Regions from separate parts of the Mus musculus genome. Here regions 1 and 3 are each linked to region 2. A link is a loop called in an ENCODE intact Hi-C map of the cell type or tissue named here. Cell type or tissue: left cerebral cortex. All regions are shown on one strand.

Evidence for each region. Hi-C counts contacts between places; a loop is a spot of excess contacts. Peaks named below come from ENCODE experiments on the same cell type or tissue, not always from the same donor. Only the 100,000 strongest peaks of a DNase experiment are listed, where the experiment ranks them.
Region 1: a loop joins it to region 2, with 5 times the contacts of the local background. A loop is called at or near these places in 19 of 42 quality-filtered maps.
Region 3: it touches region 2 in a loop (8-fold over the local background); 29 of 42 quality-filtered maps call a loop at or near these places.

The regions. Positions count from the first base shown.
Region 1 is chr11:80,778,711-80,781,210 of GRCm38, forward strand. It overlaps Myo1d (myosin ID), which reads right to left and starts at 1,315. Exons shown (of 22, transcript NM_177390.3): 1 at 988-1,315. The coding sequence starts at 1,082. In left cerebral cortex, CTCF peaks have their summits at 952 and 1,518; DNase peaks (open chromatin) are centred at 969 and 1,423; H3K4me3 peaks cover 1,529 bases; H3K27ac peaks cover 563 bases.
Region 2 is chr11:80,695,198-80,697,697 of GRCm38, forward strand. All of the region lies in intron 1 of Myo1d (myosin ID), which reads right to left. Among named protein-coding and RNA genes, the nearest start is that of Gm31042, 28 kb to the right of the region's middle. In left cerebral cortex, a CTCF peak has its summit at 1,325 (motif pointing right); a DNase peak (open chromatin) is centred at 1,342.
Region 3 is chr11:80,816,929-80,819,428 of GRCm38, forward strand. Tmem98 (transmembrane protein 98) reads left to right here. Exons shown (of 7, transcript NM_029537.2): 5 at 575-690. All of the region lies in intron 2 of Gm31228 (a long non-coding RNA gene), which reads right to left. Among named protein-coding and RNA genes, the nearest start is that of Gm31228, 3.0 kb to the right of the region's middle. In left cerebral cortex, a CTCF peak has its summit at 1,344 (motif pointing left); a DNase peak (open chromatin) is centred at 1,293; H3K27ac peaks cover 236 bases.

The DNA.
Region 1 (2,500 bases), 84 kb after region 2:
TACAAGTAACAGACAGAGCAAAGCTTCCGGGAAAACACAAACAAACAAATAAACAAGTAAGCACACGCTTCAAGCTGAAACTCCGTTTCAGTTTTTTTTTAAAGTCAAAACACTTTAATACTCAGATTACATATTACTGTTTGAAAATGAAATAATTACGTATAGAAGACTTTCTAAAATAAGTTCCTCTTGGAAGCCCATTTTGGGGCATTGTGTTGTAACTAAATTCTCAAAGATGTCAGTAACACAAAGGCTCCATCCATACATAACTCCTTGAAAAAACTGAAACCATGGACGCCTTGTCAAATTCAGACAGTTTATCTTGGCACTGGCAAGTACAGCAGTCTCTTCGATGTCTGGAAACGGGTCTAATTACGTCGAATGAGTAACTAAAAAATAGCCCGTGTCCCGGAACAGACAGCTTAGGGTTCACTCCATAGCATCCTGAATGGTAGGATGGAACCACGCCAGAAAGAAAGAAAAGAGAAAAAAAAAAGAAGAAGAAGAAGAGGAAGGAAAGAAACGAGAAAAGAAAATCGAGCGTGAAAGCAGGAGATAGATGCCAGGCTCTTTTAAAACAACCTTCCAGTTTTCCTGGGGCTGCCAGGGCCATCACGCCGCTCCTAAGTTTTTCTTTTCCCTTACTTTTGTTCCATTAAGTCACCCGGTCCCGCCCACATCATTTACCTGGCTCAGGGCGGGCTGGTGCACCCCTAAGCGACCTCAAGCCCAGCATGCCCCTAATCAAGACACCACACAGGGACGACCCCAGACCCCTAAAGTGCAGTCCTAGACCTCATCACACCCTGGAGTCCCAAGGCCGCACCAAGGAAGAGTCCTCTCTCTGGGAGGCGTGACCACCCAGCGCCGCGGACCCCCTGTCACCCCGCCGCACTCACTCGCGGGAGCTGCTCGCCCCGGTCACCCCGAATCCTCAGCAGCGCCCCCTCTCGGGAAACCCCGGCATGGCTGTCGAGACGCGCTCACCTGAGCCTAAGGTTGGCCATGAACTCGGGCATGGAGACGGTGTCCATCAGCACGAAGTCCGCCTTGCCGAACTCAAGGCTCTCCTGCTCCGCCATGGCGCCGGCTCAGGTGGGAGCGCTCGGGTTGGGGCGGGGGTGCTCGGCACCTTTGGGCGGGGTCGGGCCGGAGAGAGAGAGAGAGCGAGAGAGACGGCCGCCACTCCTCAGAGCTCCAGCCGGCGCGGCTCTGAACGGGCGAGGCCGGCGGCTTCCGCTCCTCCCGCGGTGGCTGCGGGTTGTGTGGGGGCCGTGGTGGCGAGACGGAGACGGCGGCGGCTGGTCCCGCCTCTAGCCTGGGTCCCGCTGGGCCCCGCCCCGCCCCGCCCCGGCCGCTCGGGCTCCGCCCCGCCGATGAGCCCGCCCAACCCCGGCCCAGCCGCCTCCTCACCTGGGCGGCGCGCACGCGTGGGGCGGGGACGCGCTCTGGGCCAGCCGCGGCGGCTAAGCGGCAGCGCCCCCTAAAGACAGGCACGGGCATCTAGCGTGGCGGGGAGCCGTGTGGACCTGACTCTGGGTAGAATAGGCCTTGTTGCCTTCTTCAACCCCTGCCTAGTAGATGCCAACAAACTTACAAATTTACAAACTTATAACTTGAGCGGCTTTGGCGCGAATTATCCATTATGATTCCCTCACATTCTTCTGTGCTCATGTGCCATCCATCCTTGAAATGGTGGCTGAATAGTTATGGCAATGGTAGAGAATACTTCCAGGTCACCGAAATGTTTAGAGCTGTTCTAAGTGCTTTAGCAAACTTAAGTAACTTGTCACACTGCTAGGAAGTGGAGGAGCTGCGACTTCGTGGAGGTCATCTGATTTACGAACCCCAGCATTCAGCCACATGGCTTACTCTTCATTTCCAGTGGTCCATTTTTTTCCACTCATGTGAGCATGTCATCAGACTAGTACCTTATACTAGTAATTTTTTAAAAAATGTATGAATCATCTCCTCGGGATGATTGCAGCTTCTAGCATAGAGGACCATGTCCTAAACTTTTTTTTTATATCCCCCACCTCCACTCTCTACACATTCCAAGAAGCTTATAGTAGTAGTTTGTATTATAAATAAGAAATCCATGAAATTAGTTCCATAGATTGTAATGAGTTATGATCTCCAATTTCAAGACACACTGGGTGTTCTTAAAATGGTTTTTGTTGGGGGGAGGGGTGTTGCTGGAGAGATGGCTCAGTGGCTAAAAGCACTTGCTGTTCTTACAGAGGACCAGAGTTAATTTCCCAGCATCCACAACAATAGCTTTGCCTGTAACTCCAGTTCAAGGAGATGAGACACCCTCTTCATACCTCTGAGGGTACCAGGCAGGAACATATATACATGCAGGGACTCACACAGTCACATAAAATAAAGGTGAATAAATATTTTTTTTTTAAACTTTTCTTTCAGGGGCTGGTGAGATGGCTCAGCGGGTAAGAGCACTGACTACTCTTCCCAAGGTCCTGAGTTCAAATCCCAGCAACAA
Region 2 (2,500 bases):
TTGTAAAAGTGACTTGACCTCCTTGTGTTTCAGCCTCTCCAGCTGTACAATGGTAATAATTATATCCCTCGGTTCCTCTGGCACTGAATAAATGGTTTTCCCCCTTTTCAAAAATGGCAATTAATTTTATTGCTCTATTATGTTATCCATGAAAGCGATGGTTATTTGCTTGTTTTGAGACAGGGTTTCTGGCAGCCCAGGTTGGCCTTGAAGTATGAAGCCAAGGTTGGTCTTCAATCTGTGATATTCCTGCCTCTATCTGAAGAGTTCTGGGATTGCAGGAAGATGTTGATTCTTTACCAAATGTTTTTATTTTTTATTAACACTACCCCTCCCCAATAGCCCCGATAGCCACAAGAATGGACTAAACGTCAATATGTCATTCGTTGTCACAGCTATCAATCAACTGCAAGTTACCAACAAGATCTCTATCTATACAGCTTACATTTAGGGACCCATAACTGTGAAGCTGGAGAGATGGCTCAGTGGTTAGGATTGTGTACAGCTCCTACAAAGGACCAGAGTTCAGTTTTCAGCACCCATGCCACGTGACTCACAAGTGACTATAATTCTCAGTTCATGGGCTCCAATACCCTCCTTTAGCTCCCCAGCTGCGCAAACTCTCCCCTCAAGAACATACATATTTTTTAAAATCCACAAAGAAATAAGAAGTAAGATTGACTACTCCAGTCTCTCTGATTGGATCTGCAAACACAGGCTCAGCAGCTATCATCAACGGACCAAGCAAGGGCAGGGGTTGTCAAAACACCCCAAGTAGGAAAAAGGAAAAAGAAAAACAAGCACCAGGGTCTTAGTGGGAAAGTCATCTCATGAGCTCCTTACTCTGACGTAGAAGCATCATAAGGCACTCTCTTGCTGGATAGTTCTTACAGCCACGAATGGGATCATTTCTGAAATTCTGGTATTAGTTCAAGTAAATATTTTGTTTAACTACATTCCTAAGCATCATTTTTTTTCAAAATATAATCAAAACACACGCACAATAGCAGGGTGATCACGGTGTGGTAGCTTATGTCAACAATCTTTGCTCTTGGGAGGCAGAGGCAGGAGATCAAGAGCAGCCTAGACTACATGGTGAGACCTTGTTTCAAGAAGGTATACAATGTATAAGCCATTTGTTTAGAAACCACGTTATTTATGAATCATAATAGCGGTGTTATCTGTTGACTTGAAGGCATTTCAGGGCTCAACAAGATATGACATTAAATAAATGCTTCAGCAATTTGCAAAACGGATAGAAAGTTATGTTTGAAATTCTAAACTGGTTATCAAATGACTTTGAACTTGGTTAGGTCTCAAAACTACCACTAGATGGTGCCACTATCCACTGTAATATCATGTGCAATTTCAGAGGTACAGGGGAACAGAAAAGTAATGCAGTCGGTCCTTTCAGGGCTTCCTTTGGGGAGGATCTGCAGTAATTACACGAGAAAGTGAATAAGAGACACCCTGTTCCAAAGGAACAATGAAAGCATTTTCTATGATCTATGTGTGCAAACCTGTTATAATAAACTGTCTATGTGTACTAGAAAGGGTGTAACCCTAGATATCAAAATGGGAAAAGAATAAGATAATACTGAAGATAAATTGTTAACAACAGAGAATAAGGGGAAAGGCCATAAAACCATGTGTTACAGTAGCAAATATTGCTGCAAAAACTCCTTCAAGTGAGGAATCCTAAAATCATGGACAAACTGTTTCAGCCACACAAGGTCCTGCCCCTTTACTTGACTCCTAACAAGCAATGCCACCTCCGGGCATGAGCACCTCTCTGTCCCCTCACCTCTCTCGGCCTTTGTCTCCATGGTCTTGTCACTGTTTCCCTTCACTCTGGTTGCCTTCTCACCCTACACTGGGGAGATTCCCCCTTGTTCTTCCAAAGTCTAAGAACCAGTTTTTCAAATACATATTTATATATGTGTGTACCTTTAAATTAAATTAAAATTAGCTAGACATGGCACCCTCTTGCAATCCTAGGTCTTGGGAATTGGAGACAGGAGGATCAGGAGTTCCGGGTCATAGTGAGTTTGAGGACAGCCTGGGTTACATGAAACTGTAACTCAAAAGCCAAAAGCAATCAACCAAAGATAGCTTAACTGTCATAGTCTCTAGAACTTCAGAAAATATTTATTGAAATAACTAGATATTTTCATTGGCTTCTAAATGAAACAAAAGTTCTAAAACATTTTAAATTAACATGTAGCAATGGAGAAGATATTAAAGACAATGCTGTTGGAAGACAAATGTACAATACCCATGGGCTCTGAGACACGTGGTTAAAAGTATTCTAGTCCAACTCATCACATCACTTGTATCTAGGACCATCGGTAGCAGTCAGTCAAGATGCAACAGCTCCTTCAGACCAGTCTCAGCAGACCACGTACACAGCCTACAGACAAGGCGTGTGCACAGGAGTGTGAGTGTGTGCAGAGGAGGAAGGTGGCTGAGCTGAGCAGAGCAGGAAGCCATGCCCTGTGTT
Region 3 (2,500 bases), 120 kb after region 2:
CTTGGAGCTGGCCAGTGGTGCGGGAGGAAGAGGAAGAAGCCCACGTGTTGCCATTTTGCCTTTGCCCTGCTTTTTCCAGGGCCCTTTTTATCATCACCTGGAAAAACGTACAAATAACCCACAACCCTCAAAAACTGTCAGCATAGTTGTCTTTATTGGAGAATGTGCCTAAAGAAAAACAGTTGCCCTTTGTCCAGCCACATTTCTGTGAGCACCCCACTGGAGATATTAGCCATTTAGAAGTCTAAACCATGAAGTAATAGAAAGTTTCTCCCCCAAGTCAAGGTGGTAAAATTGGAGCGCGTGATTTTTCTTAGATGGATTATTCCAGCTTAGTCCTCTTTGAGCTGAAGGTCTGTCCTTGATCTCAGAGCCCTTCCCCCTACAGCTTCCACCCAGGCTATTGGCTTTTGCCTCTTTCCACCCCATTTCCTCTCATCACTAGGGTAGGAGCCAGTTTACCAGCGGTGCCCAGGTTGGGGCCGTGTTCATCTTTTTCAGGGTGCCAGAGCCCTTGGTGTGGGGTTGGGGAGCCAGGTCACCCACATCACATCTTGTCTCCTTGTTATATTAGATTTGTCACACTCTGACAGAAAAACTCGTTGCCATGACAATGGGTTCTGGGGCCAAGATGAAGACGTCAGCAAGTGTCAGTGACATCATTGTGGTGGCCAAACGGATTAGCCCCAGGTGAGTGGTCAGTGGATGTGAGGTCCCACAACGCCACAGGGGAAACTGGGGTAGCCAGCAAGGCCAAGTACTGCTTTAAACAGTAGGTCTGCAGTCTCAGTTATCCGAACCCCCAGTGCATACAGAACTGCCTCCCGTGGGTATTCCTAAGCTGAGGTGGTCACTCATCATTTCTCTTGCCAGCATAAGCCCTTTAACAGCTCGGTATAACTGGGCTGACAGAGCCTGCACTCAACAGTGACAGCTCCTACCCTTACCGGTCAGCCTCCCTTACCCTGCTACGAAGTGGCTGTCAGCAGGCGCAGTTCCCACTGGCTCCTATGTTATAGCTTCATAGACTTTTCAGCCAGGCCCTTAGGTCCAACCCTATAAGTATACTGGGGACTGGTTTGAGAGATAGATACCTTTCTTCCATGGTGGCTCTCATTCACTGCTTGATTCCCATCCTAGCACTGGGTGGGAAGGGAAGCCACAGCACATTCAGACCTCCTGAATTCCTGGCTGTCTGCAAAATCCCCTGTGGGAGGTACCCGGCAGGGCCTCAGTCAACAACTACACCCCCTCAGTTGGACTGGATTTTGCAAAGAAAAATAAGGCCCTTTTCTTAGAGCAAAAGGACCTGCTAAATGCATGCTGCCACCTGGTGGCTGGTATGTGGATTGGCTATCAAATGACGGGATTCCAGGAAAGTGTTCTTATCAAGTCACCTGACCCCTCTGCCTGGAATGGCCTCCGCTGTGCATTCCTGGTGTCTGGGTTAAGTCACAAGCAACCAGGCTTTTCTGTCTCAAGAATAACCTAGTGGGGCTCAGGAGGAGCCATGTGGCGAATCCTCTGGGAAATACAAGACTTGGAGTACTTGAACTCTGTCTAGGTAGTCAGTGAGTGGAGACGCTGAGAGGGAGGATGCAGGCCGGAATAGCTCCTGGCTCTGGAGTTCCCCCATGGGTGTAAATATCTGGTTAGCATCAGCGGCTTCATGAGACACGCCCACCCTCCCAGGCTCCAGCTTGTGCCAGGCGTTGCCGCTACTCTCCCACCATATTTAGACCGTGCAGTGCCCCTATCTCCTGGGCCCCTTCCTTGTGCATTTTGTTACTCTTGAGATCCGCCCCGAGGTGCAGGTTATAAGTAGGGTGTTAGGGTGCTGATTTCTGAGAGGGGACAGGGTTTTTAACAGTGTGCCAAGGTGAGAGTGTGGCATTGTCAGGAGGGCAGAGCTCTCTGCAGAGTGCCCTGGACAACCTCACTCATGTTTCTTGCCAGAATCCTCTTGTTTTCTTCATTTGGCCTCATGAGTTCGCCCTCTGGCTGATATTTGTCCCCATGTCCTTCCTGTTTAATTTTCTCCATCTGTCACGATGATGATTTATTATTTCAGGGAGAGCAGTTTCTGCCTTGGGCTCTGCAGAGGGGGAAGGGGCTAGTTGGGTGGGACAGACACATGCTGAAGACCGCCGTGCTCACCAGCTCCTCCGGCCTGAGAGTGAGGGCTGTGTATTTTTCTTAGTGCTTTTAGAAATCAAATTATACAGTTTTTTTTCTTTGTACCAAGTGATCATGGGAGCAAAATCTTGTACCCCACAAATCAGAACAGGTAGGAATGTAACTTAAAATATTAGCCATGGACTGACTATCCAGGACGGAAAACACACACACATACACACAGTGGAGAGGTTTGAACTCAAATTAAGAGGTGAAGTGACTTTTTTGGGGGGGGTAGTGTTCTATATCACTGTATTTGTATCTTTAAAAAAACCCACAAAAGTAATAAATGCTTATAAAAGTTAAACTACTTCAGGAATAGATT